3 separate regions of the Homo sapiens genome follow, and regions 2 and 3 are each linked to region 1. A link is a loop called in an ENCODE intact Hi-C map of the cell type or tissue named here. Cell type or tissue: dorsolateral prefrontal cortex. All regions are shown on one strand. Links, peaks and the distances in the headings refer to the core of each region. The heading gives the core; the rest is flanking DNA. Region 1 overlaps LOC644277 (a long non-coding RNA gene). Region 2 holds the start of LAYN (layilin). Region 3 has its middle 25 kb from the start of LAYN.

What was found. A loop is a pair of places that touch in the nucleus more often than their neighbours do. Peaks named below come from ENCODE experiments on the same cell type or tissue, not always from the same donor. Only the 100,000 strongest peaks of a DNase experiment are listed, where the experiment ranks them.
Region 2: a loop joins it to region 1, with 2.3 times the contacts of the local background. A loop is called at or near these places in 10 of 110 quality-filtered maps.
Region 3: it touches region 1 in a loop (4-fold over the local background); 20 of 110 quality-filtered maps call a loop at or near these places.

Annotation. Positions count from the first base shown.
Region 1 is chr11:111,452,501-111,457,916 of GRCh38, forward strand. It overlaps LOC644277 (a long non-coding RNA gene), which reads left to right. Exons shown (of 4, transcript XR_001748381.1): 4 at 909-1,045. It also overlaps a transcript of BTG4 not described here. Among named protein-coding and RNA genes, the nearest start is that of MIR34BHG, 55 kb to the right of the region's middle. In dorsolateral prefrontal cortex, for the core only: a CTCF peak has its summit at 2,405 (motif pointing right); a DNase peak (open chromatin) is centred at 2,381; H3K27ac peaks cover 1,826 bases.
Region 2 is chr11:111,537,851-111,543,266 of GRCh38, forward strand. It overlaps LAYN (layilin), which reads left to right and starts at 2,870. Exons shown (of 7, transcript NM_178834.5): 1 at 2,870-3,078. The coding sequence starts at 2,994. RefSeq lists an enhancer at 1,973-2,652. In dorsolateral prefrontal cortex, for the core only: a CTCF peak has its summit at 2,808; DNase peaks (open chromatin) are centred at 2,389, 2,821, 3,529 and 4,069; H3K4me3 peaks cover 2,851 bases; H3K27ac peaks cover 3,819 bases; H3K27me3 peaks cover 1,744 bases.
Region 3 is chr11:111,562,682-111,568,097 of GRCh38, forward strand. No RefSeq gene overlaps it. Among named protein-coding and RNA genes, the nearest start is that of LAYN, 25 kb to the left of the region's middle. RefSeq lists an enhancer at 2,281-2,784. In dorsolateral prefrontal cortex, for the core only: a CTCF peak has its summit at 2,648 (motif pointing right); a DNase peak (open chromatin) is centred at 2,630.

The sequences.
Region 1 (5,416 bases), core at 259-5,258:
CAGGATCCCCCAGGCCCTGAAGAGGTCTGGCTGGCCAGGACTCCTGGGGGAGATTGTGCTGCTCCTGGGGCTTTGAGTAAAGCCAGACAAGCGACATCTTAACCACTCCACAAGACCACCTCTCCAATCCCCTATAAGTGGGTCTTCCATTCCTGTTTATGATAAGCATTCTAATAGTTGCTAAGATGCAAAGGTGACAAAGGTGCAGTTTCAAGCCTCCAGGGCTTGAAACAAATACATGTCAGCAAATATAATGGAGCTAGCTAAAGCATGTCCAGGGTGCACACCAAGGCAGGAGTTGACTGTTCTCCCTGGAGAGGGTGGAGGTCAGGACAGACTTTCCGGAAGAGTTGATGCCTGAATGAGGTTTGAAACAGGAGAATTATTAATATAATGTGGTCCCTGTACTACCAGAGGGTTGGTAAGTTGAGGAGGGGGTACGCAGTGGGGAGGAGGAACAGAGATGAGAAGGGGAGTATTGTGAGCACAGCAAGCACATAGGCATGAAACAACACACATCTCCTCTGGTGACCAAACGGGGTTTCCCATGACTGGAGCTGAGGTGTGAGGACAAGGATAAGGCTGGAACTGGGAGGGAGACTAAAATGGGATGGCCTCCAGGCCCTGCTAAGAAGTTTGGACTCTAACCCCTAGGCAAGGGATAAGAACTTTCAGCAAGTGAGAAAACCTGGTCCAACTTTTATTTGTACTCTAGCAGTAGGGTGGAGGACAGAGATGGATCAGAGGGGGAAAAACGACAGAGACCTAAACAATTAGTCCAAGCAAGAGAGGATGAGGTGCTCCCTAACCACGGTGAAGTGCGACCTGTTTCCTTTCAGAGTCTTCAGGAAGGATGCTGCTCCCTCAGCTCGCCCTTCCCTTCCCACTCCCCATTATGTACTCTGTAGATGCAGTGTCACAGCCTGAGCTGGGCTCGGAAGGCTGCTCCCCACCCCACCTTCAGGAGACATCAGCAAGAATGCAACCTCGATGCCTACACTTCCCCAAGAACTGGGATAATGTCAATAAGGAGAGGCCGATCTCACCAAGACTCTGACGCCCCCAGGGTTGAGGGGGGTCCTGGTGAGTGACAGGTGGGCTAGAATCCCAGAGGCACCCCCAAATCCAACTAGCCAGCTCCTGCTTCTTTTTTCCATCTTCCAAGATTGCTCAATTCTCAATTCCTCTTCATTCATCCACTGATTTGCTCAAAAAATCTTTTCTGAGTGGTACTGTATGTCATAACACTGCCGGGCACTAGGCATAGGCAATATAGAGCAGGAAAGAGACATCTAAACACACTTTCCAAAAGAAACATAGTATAACCGTGTACAAAGCAGCCAAGTTACACAGTGACCAGTACTATCTAGAGGAGCAAGTTGCAGAAGGTATTTATTGTATGTCACACTGAAGGGTTCCCCTTCTATCCTTGCTACTCACAGCATGGTCCTCAGACAGCCACACTGGGATTTGTTTGTGCTCCTAGAACTTTAATGTAGATATGAATTTCCTGGGGATCTTCTGCTTCAGTAGGTCTTGGATGAGGCCTGAGATTCTGCATTTCTAACAAATTCCTCAGTAGCACTGATGCTCCTTACCCAAGAACTACACTTTCAGTAGCAAGACTGTGCCTGGACTGTTGAGGCTCTATAGGAAGAAGATGCATGGAAGATCTGTAGGGAAGCTCATATTTGCATTTCAGGAGGATAATCCTTCTTCCCTCCGACCCCCACAGGTGGGAGCTGGGAGGCTGAGGAGCAGGTAGATCTGGAGTGGTTTGACACAGAGGCCTTCTTTGGAGACTGCCTCAGGCAGTCTCTGTCAGTGACAGCCAAACTCAGCCACACGAAGGAAGAGGTAACTGGCAGCTCCAGGCAACACTTCTACCCAAGACTGGAGGAACATGTGGGGCTAGAAAGAGTCTCCTCTTCAGGAGAGTTGGTTATAGGACATAGAGTCCAAAGAATATGGAACATAGAGTCCTAAAGGAATCAGAATAAAGGAGAGTATATGGGAAGGGGAGATAGAGGATTTCAGATTAAAATTAGAACTGATTTCATGAAACCTAGGGCTTCGGACCAGTAATAGGGATTCTACCAAGGCCACCATTGGAGTTCCTTCTCAGATCTCCATCCCTAGTCCTCGGTAGCCCAACTAGGTGAGCAAATTTATGCCAGTAGATGGCAGGCATTAGAAGCAAAAAGAATACATTAGAAGTCCAAGTACCAAAACTGGGCCAGGGCTTCCCCAGCAGAATGTGCATGCTGAGACTGGCTGGGACGAGCCAGTGTCTGTCCTCATTCACTCTTTCCAAGTGTCTGGGTTGGGGGTTGGGGGTTGGGGGGTGGGGTTCTGGAGTCTCTCCAGCTGTTGGCAGCAGGGGGCGCTGCAATCACAACAGTGAGAGGCTGGGTGGCTCCGGGAACAGAGTTCACACACACTCAATCCACCCTCTCTCACAGCTCAAACTCCTCTACCTTAAACTTCTGGGTGAAGCCCGTTCTCTCCAGCAGCTGTGGGGAACAAGGCGCTGCCTCCCAGCCTCCGCTAACCGGCTTCTGAGGAGCGTGCAGAGGGAGCAGCAGCAGGTGGGCTTGGTTCACGCCTTCCTCTCTGGTCTCTGTGCCCAAACACAACTCCCTCCCCTCACTGAGGTCCAGGCTCCCTCCCTTAGCACCTCCCCAACCTGTTCCATCTCCCTGGCCCTAAAGCTCTTACCTACAGTTCCCACCATCTCTGGGAATTTCTCATCCCCTTTGCCGCTGCTGCCATGCCTGTCCAGAATAACTCTGGAGTTCCCAAGGTGAGTGGGGTGTCCCCGAGCTTGCTGTCCCTGGTGGCTGTAGCGCCTGCAGGTGAGCAGGCAGGGTTGTCTCTGACCCAGGCTGCTGAGGCAGCTGCCTGGGCTGCAGAAGAGAAGGCCAGCCGGAGGAGGCACCTGGCAGGCGAGTACGCAGCCAGCCTTCGTCACCAACTCAAGCTCCTTCGCCAAAACCTCCTCGGGAGGCAGGAGCAGTGGGCCTCTTTCTGCTCGACGCTGAGGGAGGTTCAGCAGCAGTTGAAAGCACAGATGGGCTCCAGGTCAGAGAAATCCTCTCCGGCTGGGCAGAACCCAGAAAAGTGTGGATCTGGCCAACCTGGATCAGACTTAGGGAGACATGAAATGGGGAGGAGAGAATGTGGCTGCAGGGGGTCCCGGAACTGGCCAAAACAAAACGTCCTTTTCCCACCCCTGATTGCTCCTGTGCCCCTGCAGGGCAGTTCCCCAGCTGGACACGGTGCTGGGCCACCTGTCCCAGGTCGTGCTGCAGGAGGGCCACCGCCTGAAGGCCTGGGGCATTCTGGGCACCGGCACTGGGGCGGAGCTACTGAGGCCAGGTGAGCTTTGCTTGGGCCTCAGCCAGGGCCCCCCAGGAAACCTGGCCCTGAATCAGGGCAACTAGCCCTGTAGAAACTCCAGTTCCACCCCCAGACACCCAGCAGGGGAGGAGAGGTAGAAGAGGGCAAAACAGAGCGGACACCCCAAGGTCGGGAGGGGCTTCCCATGCAATGCCTGCCCAAAAGAAGAAGGAGCCTCGAAAGTGGGAAGAACCAAGGAAGAAACAAAGCCATGGCAAGTCATAGCTTTATAGATCCGGAGGCACTTCCTGAAAATAAAAGCCTGGCAGATGAAGGCAAACGGCCAAGTTTGGTAAATGATGAACCTGTCTTGGGGTCTCGCAGGCCTGCTGAGTCCTGGGAATCCCGTAGCCCCCCTGTAGGCTGTTGCCACCATTTCCCGAGGCTTTTCCAGTCTCTGCCGGCCTGCGCAATGATATCACAATGGCACGTGGAATACTGCTCTGGAGTTAGCAAAGATGAGACCCCTGCCCCCTCAGGAGCACAATGTCTGTGGAGGCTGGGGAGGAGTTCTCACCAGCTCCTTCCAGTCACCAGCCAAGGGAGTCCCCGCATGTTCCCTCTCCCACCGGCCCCCAGCCCAGGGCTGAGCAGGCAATGATTGCTTTCCTGCAGCCCCAGCAGGCCCTCCTGGTGCTGATGACATCAGTGTGAACCCCGTCACCAAGTTGATGGTCCCTGGCCCCAACTCCTTGATGCTTCCAGCCAGCGGCCACGCAGGCTCCATACCCCCTGGCTACTTCATCCACCCTGACACTGGGAGGGTGCTGCCCGAGGCTGGACACCTGGGATATGATCTGCTGAGAGCTACCCTGGTGCCCACTATGGACACCAATGCCGGTGAGCCCCTGGCCCACTGACTATCCCCAACTCAGCTCTGGGCTTCAGAGATGAGGCAGGGCTTGCTGGGACTCTCAGGAATGAGCTCCCAGGGAGCACAGCACAGGACGCAGGGCTCTCTCCTTGGACAGTGGGGCTTGGTGACCAGCAGAGTAGTAAATACTTCCTTCCCCTCCTCATCTTGACATTCTTGCTGGATCCAGAAGGTGCCATGAGCTGCATGGTAAAAGGAGGCAGGTCCCAAGGCCCCTCTGTCCTGCTCTGCAGGGCTGAAGGAGGCTGGTGCATTAAAGGGTACCAACAGCTCCCTGTATCCCTGTCCAGGTGGTGTCCGAACATCAGAAGCTGCCATCCTGCCCTATGTGCCCTACCCAACCAGTCCCACCACAGGTTCCCCTCCAGCCACGCACCTGCCCATCCTGCAGCCAAGAAGGACGTCCCCGCTGGGGGCTCTCATGACAGACCCCGTCACAGGCATCAAGGTGCCCGTGCTGGCTGTGAATCTGCACCCCCAAACAAGGCAGTGGCTCACTCTTGGGAGGACATACTGCAATCCTCTCACCAAGACCTTGGCCCCTCTGGAGATGGGGGGCCCATGGAGGATCCAGTCACAGGAGGCATCTCGCCCATCCTGGGAGTCGGGTTGGATGAAAACACAGGTCTCCCGGCAGCCCTCAGCATTGTCCTCCCTCGCCCTCCTCCATGCCTGGCCTGGCCTCCCAGTCCCCTTCCTCTCAGCCCCCTACACCCTCCATGTTCTGATCTGAGCCACAAACTCCACCCACGACCCTCTTTCCACCCTTCATCCTCTCAGCCTCTTACCCCCAACCTTCCCTCTCCCCTTCCCCATCTCTACTCCAGTGCCCCTGGGGAGGGGAAGAGAAGCAAGGTACTTCTATAAAGTTAATGGACACTTTTCAACCAAAAAGGACCATTTCTCCACCTGTCACCACCATGCTCTACCCCCTGCCCCCTCCCTCTCCCCCTCCTCCTTCCCTCCCACAGCTCACTTCCACCCTTGTGCCCTAGTTCCCCTTATGCCACACCTGCCTACATCCCTGCTGGTTCCCTCTCCCACCTTGCCCCCTTGGTTTCTTTCTTCCAGCTCAGCTACTTGTACTGGGAGGGCTGCGAGATGCTTCGGGGAACCTCTTGCTGCCTGGTGACAGCTTTGTGG
Region 2 (5,416 bases), core at 228-5,227, 85 kb after region 1:
TACTGGCCTCCACTTGGAACTCTTGGACATAGCTTTCATAAGACACAGCCCCCATCCACTGTGCCAACAGAAGACTGGGTGGCCCACTGGTCAGAGCGTAATCACAAGGACACATCAGGCTGCAAGGGAGGCTGGAAATTGTCTTTAGAAAATGGGGAGGGGGCTTCTGTCTAATTAAAATTCAGGGATTCTATAGCCAAAAGAAGTGGAGAATGGATATTAGGGGACAATGACAAGGTTCTGGCACAACGCTATTTGAAGAAAAATGTTCGGAACAAAAGGAAGGTAGTCAGGCCTAGGAAAGGAAAATTTTGAAAGTTATAAATTGGCAGCCCCATCCTAGCACCAGCAAGAATAAAAGGTATCCTGTCTGGTTGATGTATCTGTCTGCCTGGCAGGTAGGTCTTCGTTGTGAAGATGGACACAGCAGGCTATCAAAGCCTAAACTATTAAATCATATAACTAATTCCTTTCATTCTGATTCCATGCTGATAAATCTTTTTTGCCCAGAGGGAGAATATGTGTTCAACAGGCCAATGCAAGCATTAGTTTACCTGACAATTCTATTTCTCAATGTGTAAATATATTAGTCTCTTAGATTGGGTTTGAGCATGTTAAACTAGGAATTGGACCCTGGACCAGGGTAATTTTACCAAGAAAAATTCTACTTTGTGGACTTTCTTGGCAACCAGCCTTCCCCTAGTGATACCTCCCTACATTGCCAAGTGTAATGGTTAGCTATTGCTGCAACAATGCTGCATAACAAAGGGGTCTAAAACAACATTTATTACTGCTCACACATCTGCAGTTTTGTGTGATCTAGTTTGGCTGACCTAGGCTTAGCCAGAGAGCTCTGCTTCAAGCTACAGCACCTAGAGCAGCTCTGTCTCTTACTGCAAGTTTGTCAATTGCCTGAGGTAGCTCTGCTCCATTTGTCATCCTCTTAGGGATACACATAGACCAGTGGGATATCTAAGGTATGTTCCTCTCAGAGAGTGGCAGAGAAGAAAAAGAAATATGAGGCCTTTCTGGTCTAAGCTCAGAACTGACTCATTCTGTTAGCCAAACAAGTCAATCACATGGTCAAACACAAAGTCAAGGTGTGGGGAAATATACTCTGCCTCTTTAGAAAGAGAAACTACAAAGTCATATGGTAAAGGATATGGGTACAGGGAGGTGTGGAGAATTGGGGCCGTTATTGTAATCTACCAGGTTTGGTTGACTGTATACCCTAACAAAATCCATCTGAACCAAGGTCCAGGGTATCAAAGCGAGAAGTCGGGACACGATTTAATTATGTAACAGCTTTTTAAAGTTGTAGCAGATGTTATAATATTAGAAATAAATCCTTTTCAATTGACATTAAGTGCCTAGATATCTGAACATTTACATATATATTTGCCTTATCAAACACTCACTAAACTCTTAAGGCAACTGTTAATGTTACCAACAGTTAAGTGAAACTTAGGCAAACGGAATTGCCAAAGGCCACACAGACATTAAATGAAGAGCAGAATCTGAAACAGACCCTCAAATGCCAACTCCAGTGCTTCTTTTCACCATAACAGTTCTCTCAAGTTGTTTTGATAACCAAGAATTTCTAAGAAGAAAGTGTGTTAGATGTGACATTGACGTATTCTAACTGGGACAGAAGGAAGGTCTATAAATGATCTTGCCATAAAGGTCAGGCCTCATCCTGCCACAACCGCTGTTAGCTGTTACGTGCCGCAGCAGAGCTCCCCCATAGTCTCAGCTGATACTGAAATTCATCCCACTCCCCTCTCACCCCCAGCCTGTATTCAGGCTGTTTGTTTAGAATTGCAGTGGCTAGAGGCCTTAGAAGCATCACTGCTTTCTTGGCTGTTTTGAAAAGCAGAAAGAGTACGTAAGAAGCAGCAAGCTGGAACCAAAATCCAGAGGTCGTGGCCCAGATGGGGCTTCTGCTATGCTTCACAGCAGCATGGTGTGGCAGAAAAGGCAGAAAGTCAGATTCACCTTCTGCTACTTAGTGCCTTAATCTTTGGACAGATGGCTCACTCTATTGCTTGACTATATTTAAAAGCATTTTGTTTACGAAACCAAAGTGAAACACACCTACTTTGGGAGTTTACAAGAGGAAGCACACATTGAGGGCTAGGTTAGGAAAGCTTTTCCTGAGATAATAGTTTCATTCTTTCCTGCGGGGCGAGGGGCCAAAGCTGAACTCCCTAACTATGACCCCCACCTCCCAACCTGTTCCCTGCAAAAAACAGAATCATTTCCTTCCAGGGATCTGGGACATCTTTTGGCTTCTGGTAGAAGCCGCTTTCCTTTCAGTCGGGAGGGCTCCAACTCAGCCAAGTTCTTTGGATGCCATCCGCGCGGTGTCCCATAACTTTCCTGGCCGGTGGGCACACTGCCTGCGTGAGTGTTTGTTCTCTGCATCGACCATTCCCTGCTCAGGCGTCGCCCTTCGTGCTGGGACTGCGGCCTGCTGAGCCCCAGGTAGGAGTCCACGCATCGCCTCTCTCTCCAGGTGCACCCGCACAGCTGGCGAACTTGGCTAAGGTCAGCGGGAGAGGAGGGGTGAGATGTGGTGCTAGTTTTAGGCACACTGTGCTCGTTATCAGATTGCCTAGGGGCCCGACTGAAGTATTCCTCCGCCCAGCGCCTCGGGCAAACGCGGGATCTCCCAGGGAAGCTCGGAGGGGGACAGGGAGCTGGTTCCCCTCTGCGACTCGCCCCTCTCTGGCTGGCCGAGTGTCTGGCGCCAACCTCGCTGGAGGAGGCTGTCGGGGGCGGGCCAGCCAGCGGGGCTGCCCTCCTCGCAGTGACGTCCCAGGGGGCGGAGGGGCGACCGACTGACTCCGCGCCCTCCCCCCCGCCTCCCGTGCGGTCCGTCGGTGGCCTAGAGATGCTGCTGCCGCGGTTGCAGTTGTCGCGCACGCCTCTGCCCGCCAGCCCGCTCCACCGCCGTAGCGCCCGAGTGTCGGGGGGCGCACCCGAGTCGGGCCATGAGGCCGGGAACCGCGCTACAGGCCGTGCTGCTGGCCGTGCTGCTGGTGGGGCTGCGGGCCGCGACGGGTCGCCTGCTGAGTGGTGAGTGCGCGCGCTGGGGCGGGGGCTGGTGCCGGGGTGGGCTCACTGCACCCCAGCTGCTGCTGACCCTCTTCTGGGTCGCCACGTATGGGACTAGAAGGCCGTCCCATGCCCCACTCCCAGACGCAGCCCTTCGGAGTCTCTTGCGTTCTGGGGGCAGTCGCACGGCGTCTGAGACCCACGCCAGTTCCCGGAGCTGCGCAGTTCCCTGCGCGTCCTGGAACGCTCGAAGCCCGTTCCCAGTCCAGAGTTATGGGGGTGGGTTGGAGAATGTAGGAGAGGTGGGGCAGTGGGCAAACCTGCCCCAGTGGGTGCCCCTTCGGCCCGCTCCTTTACACGCATCGAATCAGTCCTTGGGACCACCCCCGCGGGGCAGGCTTGCCAGCTGGCCCCCGCCTACCGCCCGCTCCGGGAGGCGGCCGCAGAGACAGCGGGGTAGGGATGCTGGATCCCCGGTGCCGTGGGAACCCTGCCTGTTACTCCTCGTCTCTTCTGCGGGGTTGGATGGCTGGGTCGAGCGCCCGGTATGAGAGCGCTTAGAGATCGGGAAAGAACTCCAGTTAGTGTGGGACGAGCCCCACCTGACTCCGGGGAATGACTCTCTGCTTCCTTCCTCCTGTTGTGTCACTGCAGCCTCGGATTTGGACCTCAGAGGAGGTAAAGTGCTCTGGCTTCTGGCTTCTTTCAGTTGTTCTGCATGTCGGGGGGAGAACATCCGTGCCCTTTTCTCAGATCCTTTTTGCGGGTGCCAACAGCTTGACCAAACGGGACAGAGGAGACTGGGAACCTCCTCTACTCTGGCATCCTGGCTTGCGAAACTAATTTAAAGAATGTAAAGTTGGTTTCAGGATGGGGGCGGGGCGGCAAAAGAGGTGGGAAGCTGAATTGAGCTGCTTGGGTTAGGGCTGCGTGGGCTCTGTCCTTGGTCGCGGGGAACAGAAGGCCCTCCCACCCTTCGCCTTCCTGCAAATGAGAAGAGAAGGACACTTCCTGAAGGCAGGAGAACCAGATAGGCCCGCGGGCCTCCTTCCAGCTCTGACGGTCTCTGGCACTCACCCGCAGACTTCGGATGTGTGGCCAGGCTGGACCATACAGGAAACTCGCTTAAGGTGTTATGTTTCCCTTGACAATCCAACATGGAAAGTGGGGGTTGTCAGGAAATTCAACTCCAGCTTATGTTATGCCGGTGGCCAGGTTGGATAAGTTCCTGGGGGCTCATTTGCCCCTCCTCTGCTGCCCAATTTGGAGCCAGCTTTGAGGAATCGCAAAAGCGTGGCTGGCCCAGCCCCCTTCCCGGGGGTATCCCTGCCTCAGCCTCTCTGAATACCTTCTTGCAAGCAGGTCTGGCTTTTGAACCCTCCTAATGTGCTGCTGGACCAGTCTAATTAGAGTTTCTCTATTATCAGCAATAGCCAAATAATGACAGGAAAAGGGAGAAGATGTGGAACTCTTATAACTTGTTGCTCATTGAGAATTCCTTTATGAAAGTGATGAGAGAAGAAATAGAAAATGAAGACTCACTGGAGCTTTCTGGATAATCTGTATGTGCTCTTTCTCATTTAGCACTAATCATATAGTTCTATCTGTCTGTGGCCCCTTGCCCTATATGCTGGCCAGTGTTGGGAATTAATGAATGCTATCTGGCTCCCTGCGCAGCTGTAAAACAAGTTGGGAAAACAAGAACATTCCAGAAGTTCTGGGAGGAGGTTCCCAAACCAAAATATTTTACCCCCGGCACTGTGGCAGCAGTTCGCACCCACAGCCCACAATTTGGCTTTCTCTTTGCAGGGGGACTACTCCCCGTGTTGATACGTGGTTTTCACTTTGAACATTTGAATCCGGAAACATATGCTGTGTGCTCCTGTGGGTTAGGAAGTAGCTTTTGTTCCTGTATTCCCAGCACCTCGCACAGTGCCAGGCACAAAGTGTACACTCAATAAATGTTGATTGAATGAAAGGAGTGATGAGGCTAGTGTCTCCATTGCAGCAAGGCTTCAGTCACACAGACGCAAGCTAGAGCAGTGTGTACTGTGAGCGATTTGTTATTGGCTCCTCAGTAAAATCCCATCTGTTTGTCTGAGATGATCTTCAGCCCTTCAGGGGACAGACTGATAAGACACATTACATAGGCTCCCAGTAAAACATGAGCCTGGGGTGCAGCGGGGAGCTAGCAATTTAGTTCACTGGTACCAGCATGATTTTGTAATTAGATCTGGGCTCTAACTCCGGTGATGCTGATGATCACTGTGTGATCTTGGCCAAATTACTTAACTTCCCTGAGCTCCAGTTTTCTCATTTGTAAAATAAGCCATAAACAGTATCTGCATCAGGGGACTAT
Region 3 (5,416 bases), core at 200-5,199, 110 kb after region 1:
TTGAATGTTTGCCCCCTTCAAAACTCAGGTTGGCCAGGCATGTTGGCTCATGCCTGTAATCCCAGCACTTTGGGAGGCTGAGGCAGGAGGATTGCTTGAGCCCGGGAGTTCAAGACCAGGCTGGGCAACATAACGAGACCCCGTCTCTACAAAAAATAAGAAAATTAGCTGGGTGTGGTAGTGCATGCCTATAGTCCCAGCTATGCAGGAGCTGAGGTGAAAGGATTACTTGAGCCCAGAGGTCAAGGTTGCAGTGAGCTCTGATCATGCCACTGCACTCCAGCCGGAGTGACAAGTGACATCCTGTTTCAAAAACAAACCAACCAAGAAAAAAAGACAAAAAAAACCTCATGTAGAAACTTATTCCCCAATGTGGCAGTATTGACAGGTGGGGTCTTTAAGAGATGATTGGGTCATGAGGGCTTTGCCCTCATGGATTAATGGGTTTTCACAGGAGTAGGACTTGTGGCTTTATAAGAAGAGGAACAGAGACCTGAGCTAGCACCCTCAGGCCCCTCACCGTGTTACGCCCTGCGCTGCCTCAGGACTCTATAGAGAGTCTCCACCAGCAAAAAGACGCTCCCACATGCAGCCCCTCAACCTTGGACTTCTCGGCCTCCAGAACTATAAGAAATACATTTTGTTTCTTTATAAATTACCCAGTTTTAGGTATTCTGTTACAAGCAATAGGAAATGGACGAAGACAACCATTTAAAACCGTATTTCCCAACCTTTTTTTCCACTGTGACACACATGACAGATAAAATGTATGTATCAGACAACCACTTTGGTCTCTTTACTCGACAAGCATTCCTGTTTGTTTGTTTGTTTGTTTGTTTTTTGAGACGGAGTCTCGCTCTGTTCCCTAGGCTGGAGTGCAGGGTCATGCGATCTTGGCTCACTGCAGCCTCCACCTCCTGTATTTGCAACTTTTCTTAGTTTGAAATTCTTTAAGGAACAGCATCTGCAAACACAGGTACTGGAATGGTTGGTAACATATTACTTGCAGCACACCTTCCATCTAAGCTCAGCACACAGGGGTTTGCCATGATGTTGGAGTTGAGAGCATCTAAAAGCCTCTGATCCAAGATAAAAATAAATCATTAGTAAAGCTGTCAATCAGTACCCAAGCCCCAGGCTCAGGCCCAGGACCCCAAACCCCACCTTTGTCATTTCCTTGCAGGCTACAGGGAGCCATGTGAGCCACCCCACAGAAGTGAATCCGGAGATTCCTTTCCTCCACAGTTTCCCATCCCTCCCCTGTGAGAACGCAAATAGGTTGTGTGATCTAAGGTGACTTCCAGTTCTAAAATTATTCAATATGATTCTTTTTCTAATTTGTTAAGCATGTTATGCCCACATTACTTCTGAGCTTGTAGTAAGACACACCTAATGGTGGATAGCAAACTGAAGACAGAAGTGTCAAATAAGGTCTAGGAAACTGCAAGCCCAGAGATGGAGAAGCAACAAAGCCAATTATTCTGTACAGCCCCTTCCTTCTTTCTTCCAAAGAACAGTAAATGGTAACTAATGGCTAAAGAATCTTAAGTTATTCTTGAATCTTGAATTTGAACAGCAGAAAGAAATAGTGACTAGAATGAGTCTTTAGAGCCGGGGCACCAGGAGAAACTGGTTTTTAAAACAGAATAATACCATGTATAGGCTGGAGGCAGTGGCTGTAATCCCAGCACTTTGGGAGGCCAAGGCAGACAGATCACGAGGTCAGGAGATCGAGACCATCCTGGCCAACGTGGTGAAACTCCATCTCTACTAAAGATACAAAAATTAGCTGGGCATGGTGGCACGCACCTGTAGTCCCAGCTACTGGGGAGGCTGAGGCAGGAGAATCGCTTGAACCTGGGAGGCAGAGGTTGCAGTGAGCCGAGATCACACCACTGTACTCCAGCCTGGTGACAGAGCATGACTCCGTCTCAAAACACACACACACACACACACACACACACACACACACACACACACACACACACACACACAAAATAATACCATGTATGACAAGGGTCCCCAGCCACCAGGCCAATGACTGGGACCCATCCCTGGCCTGTTAGGAACCGGGCTGCATAGCAGGCAGTGAGCAAGCAATACTGCCTGAGCTCCGCCTCCTGTGAGATCAGTGGCAACATTAGATTCTCATAGGAGTGCGAACCCTATTGTGAACTGCGCATGCGAGGGATCTAGGTTGTGTGCTCCTTATGAGAATTGCTGGCTCACGCCTGTAATTCCAGCACTTTGGGATTCCAAGGTGGGCAGATCACCTGAGGTTAGGAGTTCGAGACCAGCCTGTCCAACATGGTGAAACCCCATCTCTACCAAAAATACAAAAATCAGCCGGGCATAGTGGCTCATGCCTGTAGTCTCAGCTACTTGGGAGGCTGAGGCAGGAGAATTGCTTGAACCAGGGAGCCGGAGGTTGCAGTGAGCCAAGATCGTGCCACTACACTCCAGCCTGGGGGACACAGCGAGACTCCATCTTAAAAAAAAATTGAAAAAAATAAATAAAATATATATATGTAGGATCAAGCAGAATTCACCATTGCTTGACAGCATTGGTGTATTAGGGAAAAGGCCTGTCAGCATTTTTGCCTGATGCAACTTTGCCAGGAAGTTCGAGGCTGCTTTGTTTTCACCACCAGGTGGCAGTATTAGGCTGGCATAGAAATTTTACCTAATTATAATGACCAATTTCTGGCAAGCAACTGCAAAGAGAAAGGGAGGTAAAGATATATGGAGAAATAAGAAAATACAATGCAGGTGAAAATCCTGGGTTCTGGAATCAGGTTGTTGAGTTTCTAAGTCCTATTACTGCTACTTACTGGCTGTGCAATCTTGAACAAACTACATTATTTAACCTCGGTTTCCTCATCTCTAAAATGAAGATAACATTACCTACCTGGAAATGCTGCTATAATAAAAATCACAAAATATGCATAAGGTGCTTGATGCATTTTGTGGGTTGAATTTCATCCATCACCACCACCCCCCTCAGAAAAAGTATTGAACTCCTAACCCCAAATCCCTCAAAAATGTGACCTTTTTTGGAAATAGGGTCATTTCGGATATACTTAGTTAAGATGAAGTCATTAGCATGGAACCCTGTTCCAATGACTGGTGTCCTCAAAAAAAAAAGGCAATTTGGACACAGAAATGCATACAGGGAGAGCGCCATGTGAAGACGAAGGCAAAGATCATGGTGATGCTTCTACAAGCCAAAGAATGCCAAAGATTGTTGGCAAACCACCAGAAACTAGGCAAGAGGTGCGAAACAGATTTCTCTTACCGTCCTCAGAAGGAACCAACCCTGCTGACATCTTGATCTTGGACTCGTACCCTCTAGAATGATGAGAAACCATTTCTGTTGTTTAAGCCACCCAGTTTGTGGTACTTTGTTATGGCAGCCCAAGCAAACTAATAGAACAGATAAGCCCTCATTAAATACTAGCTAGTATTAGTCCTGTACTCTTTTAATCTAATTGTACTGAGACAACAATACTGTTTTTACTGTAAATTATAGCTCACTTTCCAGCTATCATGGGTTTATATATCCTGCCCTCCCCCACAAAATCATGGCATTCTGTGGAGTGACAGAGGGCAAAACCAGGGCAGACATGAGAGTCACAGGGAGGGGGATTTCCATGACACGCAGGAGGATGCCTGCTTACAACAAACACTGTAAGACCTTCACCCCTCCAGGGGCTCACGGAGAGACCATGTGAGCCCTTGGGAGAAGGAAGGATTCCAAGCCCCCAGGTGCGAGTTTTCGCTGATCAATGTGCTACACGGAAGTGATATAGGTGCCGGCTCTTATTGCCAGAGGGCTCTTATTCCACCTGCTGGTGGAAAACAGGTTGGATGTCATAACCTTTAAAACCCCTTCATCTCATCTCAGTGCATACATTTCAGCCACTTTCTTTTGAACGTATAGAAGCTTGGAATAGAAAGTGGGCAGAGCAGGTTGGTGGTAGTTTGTTTCTTTTTCTTTGGTGGGATCTGGAATCCCTAACAGCTAGTTTTACTAAAGACTGAGATTGGCTAGGTAGGATTAAGGCTGAGGAACTGCCCCTAACCCCCTACCGCATGCCACACACCTCCTCACTATTTCATCACCACACCCCCAGCCTCCAAGGCAATGAATAAGAGTGTCGAATAAATTAGCTGGAATAGGCAGCTCTGAAAGTTACCACATTTGGCAGACAATTCATCCCAAATCTTCCCTTCCTCAGGCTCAAAAAGAGACTCAACCTTGCTGGGTAGGCTGGGTGCTGTCCACAGTTAGGGGGATTTGGAGCTGGTTCTATTGCACGTATGATAGAGAAAACAGGAGGGAATACAGTTGCCCTTCTCATTCTCAGGTTCTGCATCCAAGGATTCAACCAACCATGGATGGAAAATATTCAGAAAATACAAAGCAAAATGAATGCTAAGAAAAAGAAAAAAATTTTTAAAAAAGAGAGGAAATATTTGGAAAAAAAACCCAGAAAATGTTATGTTGTTACTGGAGTTCGGCCTAGATGGTTACATTTGTACTGAGCATATGTACAGTACAGGCTTTTTTTTTCTTGTCATTATTCCCTAAGCAATACAGTATAACAATTGTTTATGCAGCATTTACATCGTATTAGGTATTTTAAGTAATCTAGAGACGATTTAAAGTATACTGCATGTAGTGGCTCAGCCTGTAATCCTAGCACTTTGGGAGGCCAAAGCAGGAGGATTGCTTGGGCCCAGGAGTTCCAGACCAGCCTGGGCAACACAGAGAGACACCATCTCTACAAGAAAAAAAAAAAATAGCCAGGAGTTGTGGTGCACACCTGTGGTCCCAGCTACTAGAGAGGCTGAGGTGGGAGGATCAGTTGAGCCCGGGAGGTCGAGACTGCAGAGAGCTACGATTGCACCACCGCACTCCAGACTGGGTGACAGAGCAACACCTTATCTCGAAAAATAAATAAATAAAATAAAATATACAGCAAGATGTGGTTGTATGCAAATATTACACCATTTTATAACAAGGACGTGAGCATCTGTGGATTTTGGTATCCACTGGCCCTGGAACCAATATCCTGCAGATACTCACGGACAATTGTATTGCCTGCCAGGGTTGCCCCAAAAGTCCCACACCCAAGTTGATGCCACAAATTGCCTCTAGGGCAGACCCCCACTCTCAGGATGGATTGGAATTTTAACTAAAAGGAATTTTGGATATGATGGTCTTATTTGGATCCCGATTTGAACAAGCTAATCAGAAAAAGACATCTTGCGATAATTGGAAAAAATCTGAACATAAACTGAGTATTAGAGAAAATTAAAGATTTATTTTTGTTTTCATTAGGAGTGATAATGACATAGTGGTTTTATAAAAGATAAAAGGCCTTATCGGTTAAAGATGACAGTAAAATGACCC